Regions from separate parts of the Homo sapiens genome. Here region 2 is linked to region 1. The links are chromatin contacts, found by Hi-C or POLR2A ChIA-PET in ENCODE. All regions are on one chromosome and are shown on one strand. The core of a region is the stretch at or near the end of the contact, and the rest is flanking DNA. Distances in the headings are between cores, read along the strand shown.

The links. Hi-C counts contacts between places; a loop is a spot of excess contacts on that map. ChIA-PET counts read pairs that join two places held with the same protein, here RNA polymerase II (POLR2A). Pooled maps may share reads with other maps.
Region 2: a pooled map shows a loop between it and region 1 (3-fold over the local background). The contact joins the promoter of PRADX here to the promoter of TNNT3 in region 1. A Hi-C loop is called at or near these places in 4 of 50 pooled maps. POLR2A ChIA-PET finds 5 or more read pairs at or near these places in 2 of 52 experiments (MCF 10A and activated T-cell).

Annotation. Positions count from the first base shown.
Region 1 is chr11:1,917,760-1,923,093 of GRCh38, reverse strand. TNNT3 (troponin T3, fast skeletal type) reads right to left here and starts at 3,391. Exons shown (of 16, transcript NM_006757.4): 1 at 3,332-3,391; 2 at 203-237; 3 at 33-46. The coding sequence starts at 219.
Region 2 is chr11:1,756,273-1,762,303 of GRCh38, reverse strand. PRADX (PRC2 and DDX5 associated lncRNA) reads right to left here and starts at 1,956. Exons shown (of 2, transcript NR_182291.1): 1 at 1,110-1,956; 2 at 1-985. It overlaps CTSD (cathepsin D), which reads left to right. Exons shown (of 9, transcript NM_001909.5): 2 at 836-995; 3 at 2,665-2,788; 4 at 3,217-3,335; 5 at 4,748-4,980.

The DNA of each region.
Region 1 (5,334 bases), core at 2,142-4,641:
GGAAGTAGAAAGAAAATGGCTGTTACACTTACCCTCCACCTGTTCACTGTGGGGCAGGGAGAGAGAGAGAAAGAAAGAGAGAGAGGTAGTGAGGCTGGGCTTTGCTTGGACTTGTGCAAGATAGCGCATGCTCCAGCCCCACAGAAGCCAAGGGGCCAGGGTCCCGAGCCAGGCAGGGGGCAGCCACCAGCTGGGTACTCACACTTCCTCGTCAGACATGGTGAAGGTGGGTGGTTTCTGCAGAGAGAGATTCAGAGAGAGAGAGAGAGAGAGGATGGAAAGAGAGTTACGAGCTGCCTGGGTGTAGGATGGGGGATGGGGTCTTGGAGCAGCGCTGTGGGGGACCGCGGGCAGGGTTTGGGGGCCAGCTCTGGCCTTGGGTGAGTCCACCTCCTTGGGCCTCCCCTTTCTCCAGGGCTCCTGGCCCCTCCCAGCTCTTGGCGCCCCAGACTCTGTCCCCTCTTCCTGCCCTGGCTCCAGACTGGAGCTTGGAATCTTGGAGCTGGAAGGGATGTTGGAAGGTCGTGGCGTCCACCCCCACCCAGGGCAGACATCCTCTCCGTGGCGTCCCCTGAGGAGGGTCATCCAGAATGCAGGCCGTGTGCCGTCCAGCCCGCTCTAGACACTGGAAAGGTCCCGCTGATGGAGCTGAAACCTGTCTCTGGGTGTTCTCTGCCCAGTGGGTGTAGGTGGGGTCTCCCTGGGAGCCCCTGGATGACCGAGACTGGCTCCCCAAGATGAGTAATCTGCTCACCCTACCATTCCCCATGAGAACCCCTCTTCCCTATTTGAGCCCAAAGCTCCCTTCTGTGCCTGTTTTCCTATGGGGTGCCCAGAGTGTGTCCCACCACACCCCTCTGAGGACCCCTCCTCCAAGATCACAGAGCAGGGAAGCTGTTCCTTCTTGTTACCCCTGTACCCTGAAAACATTGAGGCTGAGCCCCAGAGCACGTTGGGTTGGGTCTGGGCCGCTTCCCGTGCACCCCCCCGGGCCGGGCTCTGTACAAGGCATACTTGGACTGCAGGAGCCCACAGAACAGCCCCCCCATTTCCCTCCCTGTGGCCGCTTTCCCTGGTCCCGGGGATGCTCTGGATCTGTCCCTGTCTAGGGGAAGCTCCATGCCCAGGACTGGCTGCCCTGTCCATGTGCGGTGGTGGCGCCAGGCCAGCATGCTGGGGACCGTCTCTCTGTGAGCTGGCCACCGTGCACACTGGGCGGCCAGGCCTGGGGAGGCTCTGAGCAGCTGCACCGGCATGTTGGCCAGGGTTTTAGAAAACAAAGTTCATTACAACACAGTACAGATTACTCGAAGACAATAGCTACGGTCCCCCCTGGGAGTGTTGTATAAGGAAAACACACGTTCATCAGCTAAAAATGCATCTACGTTGCACTGCTGAGGTGGGAACCGTTTTCCAAACCCTCTGTCAAGAATGTTAATTTTCCCAGAGCAACTTAAGCTCCATGCAAAATTACCCAGCAGATAGCTGTCTTCCAGGCAACGGGGGTAGCTTTTTCCTATCCCAGAATCTCTTCCTGAGACTCTGCTGCCCCTCAGGTTAAGCCTCTTGTAACTGCCACGGCTGGGCCAGGCTCTCCTCAGTCCTCAGCCCCACGAGCCAGTGTTGTCCAGGCCCCCGGTGTGACCCAGTCCCAGGCTGCCCACCAGCCCCTCGTGCTGTCCTCCCAGCTGGTTCAGGCCCCAAACGCCACAGACTCCTCTAGGGCCATCCTCTGTAAGGAGGAGGAGGGTCAGTGAAGGGAGGGAGCGGAGCCTGGCCCCGCCCTGCTGTGCCCAGCCCGACGCTGGCGGGGCAGACACCTGTCGGCTGCCACAAGATGGGGGCAGCGTGGCCCTCGCCTGGGGTGGGTTATTTATAAGGAGCCAGTGGCAGCTGAGGTGTCCAGAAATAGGCAAGACGTTTCTGCCCAGAAACCCAAGACGTGGGTGAGGCGGGTGTGACAGCCCAGCCCTCCTTGGCCCACAGCTGCCCCCTCACCCTCGGGCACCCAGGCCCTCCCCAGCTCCTCATATTTCCCTCCTGTCCCCCCAGGCCAGAGTCACATGGGTGCCCCAACACCCTCAGGCAGGGTGACCTCCAGGCCCCCCGACGTGCGCTGGAAAGGCCCACTCTCCAAGTGGGGAAACTGAGGCACCTGGTTTTCTGCTGAGCGCCTGGAAGCAACACAAGGCTGTTCTGTTCCCCCCAGTATGGCCTGTGTCATTGCCTCTGTTGCGGGGAGGGGCTGGTGGCAGGGGTGTGCTGGGGGCAGGGGTGTGCTGGGGGCAGGGGATGGCATTTCAACAGCTGAGACGCAAAGCAGGTGTCCAGTTAGTGCCTGCCTTGGAGGGGCTGCGTGAAAATAACCTATGCGGTCAGTTTCTTCGGGCACGTATGCATCACCTTTCCCTCCTTGGGAGGTGACGGGGCCAGGGCAGGGTGGGGAGGCAAAAGCCGCTGCCCCTTGCTTGCTGTGGCCCTGACCATGCCCCCAGACCTGTTCTCCACCCAGCCAACCTTTGCTTTGCCCCATGTCCCTCCGTGGACTTCAGGAGGGGCAGCCAAGGCCTGATCAGACGGCACAAGTCAGGGGGACCGTGTCCAGGGCAGGGAGGGTGGGTGGGGGCTCTTACGAGCGCCAGCTTCTCCAGCCTCCAGCCAGGGGGACGCGATGAAGCCCAGCCCCTCACTCTTGCCCCGTCCTGCCCCAGTCCAGCCCCTGTCCACTTCTGTCCTGCACCTCCAGACGCTGGCCCCCAAGGCTGCGTGGGCTTTAGACGCCCCCACCCCAACACACTCGGGCTGGCCATACAGGAGCCCCTGCCCTCCTGTCCTCGTTTTCATCTCTACAAAATGGCGGTGTTGGAGGCCCAGGTGCGAGAGCTGCATGGCAAGGCCAGGACGGGCCTGGGCAAATGTCTGCATGGCGACCACAAGCTGGCAACCTAAGCCCTGGCAGCACCCCTGCACAGCCTCTTCCCTGCCGCTCACAGCCCGCACCTCTCTGCCTCCTGCCCTCAGGCCACTCCCTAGCACTGAGCTTCCCTGAGCCCCGACTTGCCCCCTCCTGGCCTCCCACACTCTGCCTTCTTCTGCATCCTCCCGGTGCTGAGACCATCACACCACCATGTCCGCATCCCAGACTCTCCGGACGCTGGAGCAGCCACCTGGGGGCTCCGAGCCATGATGCTTCGAGATGCTCGGCACCACACGGACCTGGGACCTCAGCGCCCCAGGACCCCAGAGTGTCCCTGGAACGAGGGGCTGTCCACCCGCACGCAGGAGGCCCCGTCGGCCCCAGTCCTGGGTGGCCGCTCCTGCCTATACCCACCTGCGGGTCGAGTGTGAGAAGGGCTGGAGCTCCCTGTGGACAGCACCGGCTGCAGGCACTGGCGCCCGGCTCACACCCTCGTGTTATAGTGACATTTGATCTTCCTAGGAGCCCATTGGCCAGTGACTGGGTGGCCGGGGTGTGTGCGGAGTCTTGCTGGGGGGGGCTATGCCCGTGCAGGCCCCTTACCAAGTATAGGAATGGCCAGAGGAGGAGGCTGAAGGAGGCCAGGATGCAGAGGACGTGCTTGGAGAAGGAGGCAAGGTCCTCCCTCCGCCTCCAGGAGGTGTCAGCTGCTATTTTTACTCCCAGCAGCGGGTACATTCTGGATGGGCTGAGGAGGGAGGAGGAAGGTGTTGGGTGGCCCCGGGGCACCAAGCCGAGGCTCTCTTTGGGCCAAACTAGTGTGGGGGTCCCCAGAGCCAGGCTGCCGGGTTTCCCACCCCCCCGCCCCTTCTCTCTGAGATGTTCTGTGGGAGTAAACATTTGTCCAGGAAAAGGGTCCGCACAGCCGGGGTCCCCTCCCGCCGCCCGGCCCAATGCCCCAGGCCCTTCGCTGTCTCCCCCGGGGAGGAAGCAGCCTGAGGCCTCGGAGACCCCCCATGGAACTGAGGCCAGGCCCCCACCCTATCTGAGACCCTCTTAGAGGCCAGCTCTGCTTTCCTGGCTAGACACCGTTGGGGCCTACACAATAAGCGGGCGAGGGACATGGCCAGGCTGGCTGCAGTCCGAGTCTGCCATACCTCCCCCCGGGGCTGCTGCCATTGCAGGGGGCTACACATGGAGTTTGCTGGGTAAGGGTCTGGGTCCTCCCTCTAGGCCCTTTCTAACCCTGGGGCCCCACCCTGGGCACTCGCAGTGGCCGTTACCATCTGTGCCAGCATCTCCCACAGGCTCATTGTGGCGTGTGGAGACTGGTTTTCTTTCCTCAGGACTCCAGGTGGCACCGTCCGACTAGCAGACATCCTTCCTGGCCTCTGATGGCCTGTATGCTGGCCAGTGAGGCCACCAGATTGGATAACCCTGCCTCTTGGATCAGGGAAACTGAGGCACCAGGTGGGGGAGAGCAGTCTGGCACCCTGACCCACCCCCTCACTCCCCTCAGACCCCACAGGCTGAGCGTGGGCGGTGGTGTCTGCGGAACTCTTCGGTTCAGGCACAGATTGGTTCCTTCTTGGCCAGCGCCCAGGACAGGGGTGAGTCCCGAGAGGCACAGATGAGGTCCCTGTCCTCCCCAGGCTTAGAGTCAGGGACAACAGGATAACCCGGCAGGGGCTCACAGTGCCCTGGGGCCGGGTCGGGGGCCTTCCGGAAGGCTGTGGTTGGCACCTCATTCCACCCCTCCATGGAAGAGCGAGGCCGCAGAGCCCAGGGACAGGCAAGGTGTGCCTGGGGTCACACGACAAGGCGGGCTGGCCCCAGGCTGCCATTTCAAAGGACAGGGCCGGTCCCCTGCCTGCCTCCCGCTGAGTGCCCGGCACTGGGAAGGCTCTTGGAGCTGGGGTTGCTGGGAACGTCGCCGTCCTCCTGCTCTGGGTCTGTGGCTTCGTCTGCATTCCACGCCTTCCCCTCCCTGTCCATGTCCTCGATGGGCAAGGCTTTGGGGGCCACAAACAGCCCTGGCCCCTGGATATCTGTGACCAGCTTCCTGCCCACTGGGGACATCTGCAGAACTGCTCCCTCAGAGGCACGTGAGCGGGTCCCTGGGGGTCAGCGGGCCCACCCCATCCTCTCCCATGGTGGGGCCAACCTCCTTTTCCAGGCTCGCTCTGCCGGCTTCTCTAACGGAGCCCTGAGCCCACCATTCTGGTTACACGTGGTTCAGTCTGCAGGCCTAGGAAGCCTGTGCCCACCCAAGCCCTCACCCAGGCCAGGGGTCCTGAGGGGCGCACCTGAAGGTGGGTGTGCCATAACCCTGCACTGGCCCCGTGTGGCCAGCAGGGGAAGGTGCTGCCCGCCCAGCTCCTGGAGCTTTGGCAGGCGCTCTCCGCCCAGCCAGCTGA
Region 2 (6,031 bases), core at 707-3,206, 160 kb after region 1:
CTGGAGCTCCCTCCTGCACCCTGGCTGGCGGTGTGCTGGGTGACAGGACTCTGGAGGGGTACCCTGAGTGCAGCTGTCGGAGGAGGCAGGGCGGTGGGGGGGGCAGCACAGAAGCCTCTAAGGCCCCAGGTGCAGTCCTGGACCTCGTGGAGCCGCATGGAGTGAGGAGAGGTGCGGATGCCCAGAAACAGATGTGGGATGAGGGCACTGGGCAGCCACAGGGTCCATGTGGAGGAGGACAGGTAGTCAAGGAGGGCTTCTGGAGGTGGTGTGGAGGGCCCATCTGATGGCCAGAGGAGGCCAGGCAGAGCTGCCAGTGCCAGCCTGGAGGTGGGGCCACCTTCGTGCAGGTGTCTGGGGGTGGAGAGCAGGTGTGATGGGGGCTGGGTACAGTGGGCTGCCTCAGAGCACTTTGGGCAGGAGTGACAGGTACCCGCCAGCACCCTGAGCAGCCATGCTGGCCACCATCCTGGAAGAGACCAGCGCAGGTGCAGAGGGAGGACGGGAGACCCTTGGGGGCTTTGGAGCCTCCAGAATGGCTGAGGAGAGGAGGGTTGGGCACACTGGCCCCCAGGTTGGGTGTGTGGGGCTGAGGTGGGTGGCGGGTGACCACTTCTTAGGACTGTGGCCTGTGCAACCTGGCGGGGGGCAATGGGTTGCCATTCACTGACTTGGGGGAGCTGGGCCAGCAGTTTCCAGGTGACAGGCAGGAGTTTGGTTTTGGCTGTGGCGACTCTGAGATTCCCCAGGGGCCTCCAGGTGGATGTGCAGCATTGGCAGCGTCGGCCGGCAGGCGGGAGGGCCTCCCTGATATGCCCCGACCCGTGGTTGACAGGATCCCGCTGCACAAGTTCACGTCCATCCGCCGGACCATGTCGGAGGTTGGGGGCTCTGTGGAGGACCTGATTGCCAAAGGCCCCGTCTCAAAGTACTCCCAGGCGGTGCCAGCCGTGACCGAGGGGCCCATTCCCGAGGTGCTCAAGAACTACATGGACGTGAGTATGAGGTCTTAGCCCTGCTGCAAGCGGAGCCACTGTCAGGAGAGCTCCGTGGCAGTATGGGGAACATTCCCACCTCCTGTTCTCAGCAGCGCAGTTTGAGTGGCTCACCTGGCCACGGTGGCGTCCCGGCTCAGCCACACTCCTTTCTTCCCCATTCTGGAACCTCCTGCCACTGGCCCCTGTCATTGCAGGGTCTTGGTCCTGCTAGGGCCTGGGAGGGTGATTGGGAGTGGCCTCGGGCCTTGGTGCCAGCTCGCCTGAGGGGGCGGTCCTTGGGCCTGCCTGAGTGTGGCCGGCTGACCTGGAGCCTTTCACTGCTGTCCTGCTGGGAGGCCTGTGGTGACTCGTGGCCTCCCCAGCCCCTCCCCATCTTCTTCCTCTCGCAACAGCCCCTCCTGTGCCCACTACTCCTTCAGGGGGAAGCAGGATCCAAGGTGGAGCACTCTGGAAGCCACCTAGCAAGCTGGGGCTTGGTCAGCCTGGTCCCAGCTCTATGGGGTCAGTTCGAGGCCAGGGCCTACTGTCCAGCCTCGGGGCTCTGGCCCACTGTGGGGGAGCCTTGCCCTCTGTCCTGCTTGGCCCGAGTCCTGGCTGTGACAGGAAGCCCAAGACTCACAGGCATGTGACTGGGCCAGGGGGGCCCTGGGGGGAACCAGGCGCCGTGTGCCTGGTCCCGACTGGCCAGTTCCTGATTGTCCTAGCGCGCGAGCAAGCAGATGCACGCATGCGCACACATGCACACACACACATGGAAATTTGCTGAGTGTCCCCCTGCCAGTGGTCACTTCTGTGGGGCCATGAGTCAGCAGCTGCTGCTGCTCCGTGAAGCCAGGCGGTTGGAGAAACATTGGGCTGGGCTGGTGCCAGGAATCTGGTGGCTGACGGTGGCCCAGGCTCCAATCCTGGGGGAAGCGGGCGCCCAGGCGACCCCAAACTCCAGGACCCTCTTACTCTCTGCCTCCTGAGAGGCTCGGCGGCATGGGACCCCTTGTACTTGCCTGATCCCTGAGTCAGCACCCCCACCTGCGCCTGCTATCCCTGTGTACACACGGGGAAACTGAGGCCCTGGGCCATTAAGGCAGGGTTGCTGGGCAGGCAGTGATTGTAAGGCTTACCTTCTCCCCTTGACCAGCTGAACCCCTCTGCCTGGAAGCCCTCCAAGCCTGGGGTTCACCCTGGAGGGCAGGGCAGGCACTGAGACACCCAGAATCAGACCTTGACATGGCCCCAACCTGGGGAGGAAGTCACTTCCTTTCTCAGACCTTGGACTGCGGGCCACCAGGGGAGTCTTCCAGGCCGGGCTTTCCTGCACCCGGGGCTCAGGCTGAGGGCCACGTCTGTCCCCACCCTGGCTTGACCTCTGGCCTTGTCTTTTCCGTGGGGAAGTCCTCAGCCTCACCATGTATTGAGCAGGGGTAGGTGACAGAAGCCAGGGGTCTAGAGACCCCAAGTACCCGTGGGCATTAGGACCGAGGGCTGGGGACCTGGCCCATCTTCCCTGCAGGCTGAGCAGGTGGGAGTGGGTGGCTGTTGGCAGCTGTGGGCCCCGTGATGCCCCTCCCTCCAGTATGGGCCTTGGCTCTGGGGACAGCCGGGCCTTCTGAGGCCCAGTGGGGAGATGGGGCCCCCTCTCCCATCCCTGACGGACCCTGTCCCCTGCCAGGCCCAGTACTACGGGGAGATTGGCATCGGGACGCCCCCCCAGTGCTTCACAGTCGTCTTCGACACGGGCTCCTCCAACCTGTGGGTCCCCTCCATCCACTGCAAACTGCTGGACATCGCTTGCTGTGAGTCACGAACCCTGGCCCCGTCGCCCAGGTCCTGCCCTTCCGGGATGTCGCTGCAGGGCTGCCTCAGGAATCACTTGGGCAACGCAATTCTCCTGCCTCTTGGCCCCGTGAGCCAGGCCAGCCCTCCACCCTGCTCCAGCCACTGACTTTCTGGGTGAACCACCAGCTGTGGTCTTGCTCTCAGCAGGGCTGGGGCTGGGGTGGCCACAGAGGGAGCCGGCTGTGGCTGGGAGGGAGGCCCGGGGTCACAGCCCACAGTCCCGGGGCTCTGGCATGATGGTGGGCCTCAGATCCCCTCCAAATCCCACCCTGGGGAGGCAGCTTGGGGGGTGCGGGCTCCATGGTAGATTGTAGGGGGATGGGAGGGCTAAGGCCGTGGCGTGGGCTGCGGGATGACCGGCGGGCCCCCTTGTCGCCCGGGGCAGGGATCCACCACAAGTACAACAGCGACAAGTCCAGCACCTACGTGAAGAATGGTACCTCGTTTGACATCCACTATGGCTCGGGCAGCCTCTCCGGGTACCTGAGCCAGGACACTGTGTCGGTGAGTCCCTCTGGGGCCTTTCCCAGGACTCGAGGGTGCCAGGGTGTGGGGTTCACCCACCGTGGGTATGTGGTTGAAAGGGAGGGCTCGGTGATCCCAGCCCAACCCCAGCCCTCAGGTGGCCGGGGCAGTCAGCAGGGTGAGGAGGGGTCTGGGAATGGGCCTGGTTGTGTGCAGGCTGGAGGGACAGCCTCAAACCCAGGGGGTACAGGGGCAGGGGTCCCCGGAGTCAGGCCACAATGAGTGGGAGGGAGGACAGGGCAGATCGATCGGGCTCTTTTTGGCACATTGGGTTTGAGGTGCCAGCAGGTGTTGAGGGCTGGACCTGGGGCTGCACAGGGTCCCTGCAGCAGGCCGAGGGCTTGGGGAGGCTTGGGGTTGGGAGGATGTACCAGGAACCCGCTGTGGGGGCTGCTGGCGGAGAGTCACCGGCAGGAGCCTGGGAGGGCAAGGGAGGGGGAGCAGCAGTGGCTGTTGGGGGCCCCGCCTGCATCCACCATCCTCAGGGCCCTGTGCAGAGCAACTCCCTGCCCTAGGAGAGGGTGAGCTGGCCCTTGTCACCCTGCCTGGGCCTCAGTGAGTTCTCACCTCGGAGCTGTCTGCTGGGGGTGGACCAGGCCACAAGGGGTTCAGGAGTTACGGGATGGTGACACAGCCCCCAGCTCTGGAGCGGGCCAGGAGGGCAGCAGAGCCCCCCTGCAGGCCCAGGGACCCGGGAAGAGGGCCCCTTCCTCCAGCTGAAGCTGCTCCTAACAGTTCCCTGCTGGGCTGGAGTCCAGTCTGTACTGGGGGCTCCTCAGAGCCCTCCTGTCTGGACCCTGCTCAGCCTGAACAGGAAATTGCCCCGTCTGCCCTCTTCCGCCCTCTTCTGCCCCCTCCGCCCCGTGTCAGCCTCAAGCTGTCGTTCCCTTCCCACATCCTGCTCTGGCCGTGTTCTCTCTCTGCAGCCTCATCCAGGGCTGGGGGAGGGGACAGGCAGAGAAGGGGAAGGGGGCAGTATGGCTGTGAGCTTGGGATGGGGTCGGCAGGTTCCCCATCTCTCGGGCTCCTGGCCCAGGCTGTGTCTTGTTCCCAGCGCTGAGGGCAGGAGCAGGACCTGCCTGTCATTGGTGGTGGGAGTAAGAGGTCGGAGCAGGGAGCGGAGCAAGGGGCCTGCCCGTCTGTGCTCCTGCCTGGTTCCCATCTCGTGTAAACCGAGCCCTGATGACTTCCACGAAGAGGGCCCCGCCATACCCCGTGTCCCCATCCCCAGCGGTGTTCAGCTCAGGGTTTCCAGCCCTTTCTTCTGGGCCCTCTGGGCCCCATCGTGTGTGGGATGGGCATCCATTGAACTGGGTTTTGTAGCCTCATGCTCAGGGAGTGGTGTAGGGCTCAGCCTGTCTGCTGCCCACTGACTCTGCCCTGGCCTGCAGGTGCCCTGCCAGTCAGCGTCGTCAGCCTCTGCCCTGGGCGGTGTCAAAGTGGAGAGGCAGGTCTTTGGGGAGGCCACCAAGCAGCCAGGCATCACCTTCATCGCAGCCAAGTTCGATGGCATCCTGGGCATGGCCTACCCCCGCATCTCCGTCAACAACGTGCTGCCCGTCTTCGACAACCTGATGCAGCAGAAGCTGGTGGACCAGAACATCTTCTCCTTCTACCTGAGCAGGTGGGCGTGTGGGTTCCCTCTCGCTCCGCGTTGCTGGGAGGCAGGGCGGGGCTGGACGGGGAGCCTTCTAGGCACCCCCTCTCAGTGCTGCCCCCTCCCTGCTGCTGTGCCAGAGCTCCTGACCTCTGACCTCAGGGCATCCGGGAGGCGGGGGTTGGCCGCCCTTCTGCAGAGGAGTAAGCGGCAGCACAGAGAAAGCTGTTTGGCCGGGGTCTCCCAGTGGGAGGGGCTCGGGCCAGGCTGTGGGTCCTGGGACCTTGGCAGCTGGGCCTCCCTCCTATGAGAATGGACCCAGGTCAGGGGTCGTGGCAGTTCCTCTTGGTTCAGTCGGCCCGTCGGTCCCCAGACCTGGTGATGGGCACATGTGGTCCTGGTCCCGGGGTTGCTGATGGTGGAGAGGGTCATGGTGCCCAGGGGACCGGGGATCCCCGGGGAGGTGACCTTGGGTGCGTATGGGTCCCCGGCACCACGCTGCGAGCAGCTCTGTGGGCGTCCCCAGCAGGTGCCGGCTGCCCTCGAGGAGGAACATAGGGGGCCCTTCCTTCTGGGAAAAGGGTTCTCCCCCAGGGCCCCCACCTGCAGCCGCTGCTCCAGCTTGGGTGACCCATGGTCAGGTGACCTTGGGAAGGGGACGTCGGACTCAGTTAGTTTCCTCTTCTCGGGGCAGACCTGAGTGGAGGGTTCCACATAAGAGGGGTGACTGGGGGTTGGGGGCTTTTGTTTTGGGGGTGGGCAGCGTGTCAGCCGGCGGCCTCCTGCCCTGAGCTGCGCCTGGTCACTGCCCCACACTCTCCAGGGCTGACAGGGGCAGGTTTACCTCACGTGGCTCACTTGGCACTTGGAGTCTCTGGGCCTGACCCCTAACCTTGGATCGCTTCCGGCAGAATTCCGGCTGTAGGGCTGGCTGGGCCTCTTTGCTCTGCCCCTTGCCTGGGCAGTGAATACTCCTTAGCAACACCCAGGGCTAAGCTGCTCACTAGAGGCCAGGACACAGGTGAACCGGCTGGGCCATTTCCCCAGGAGCCTTGGGGCACAGGGGAGGCAGCCAGGT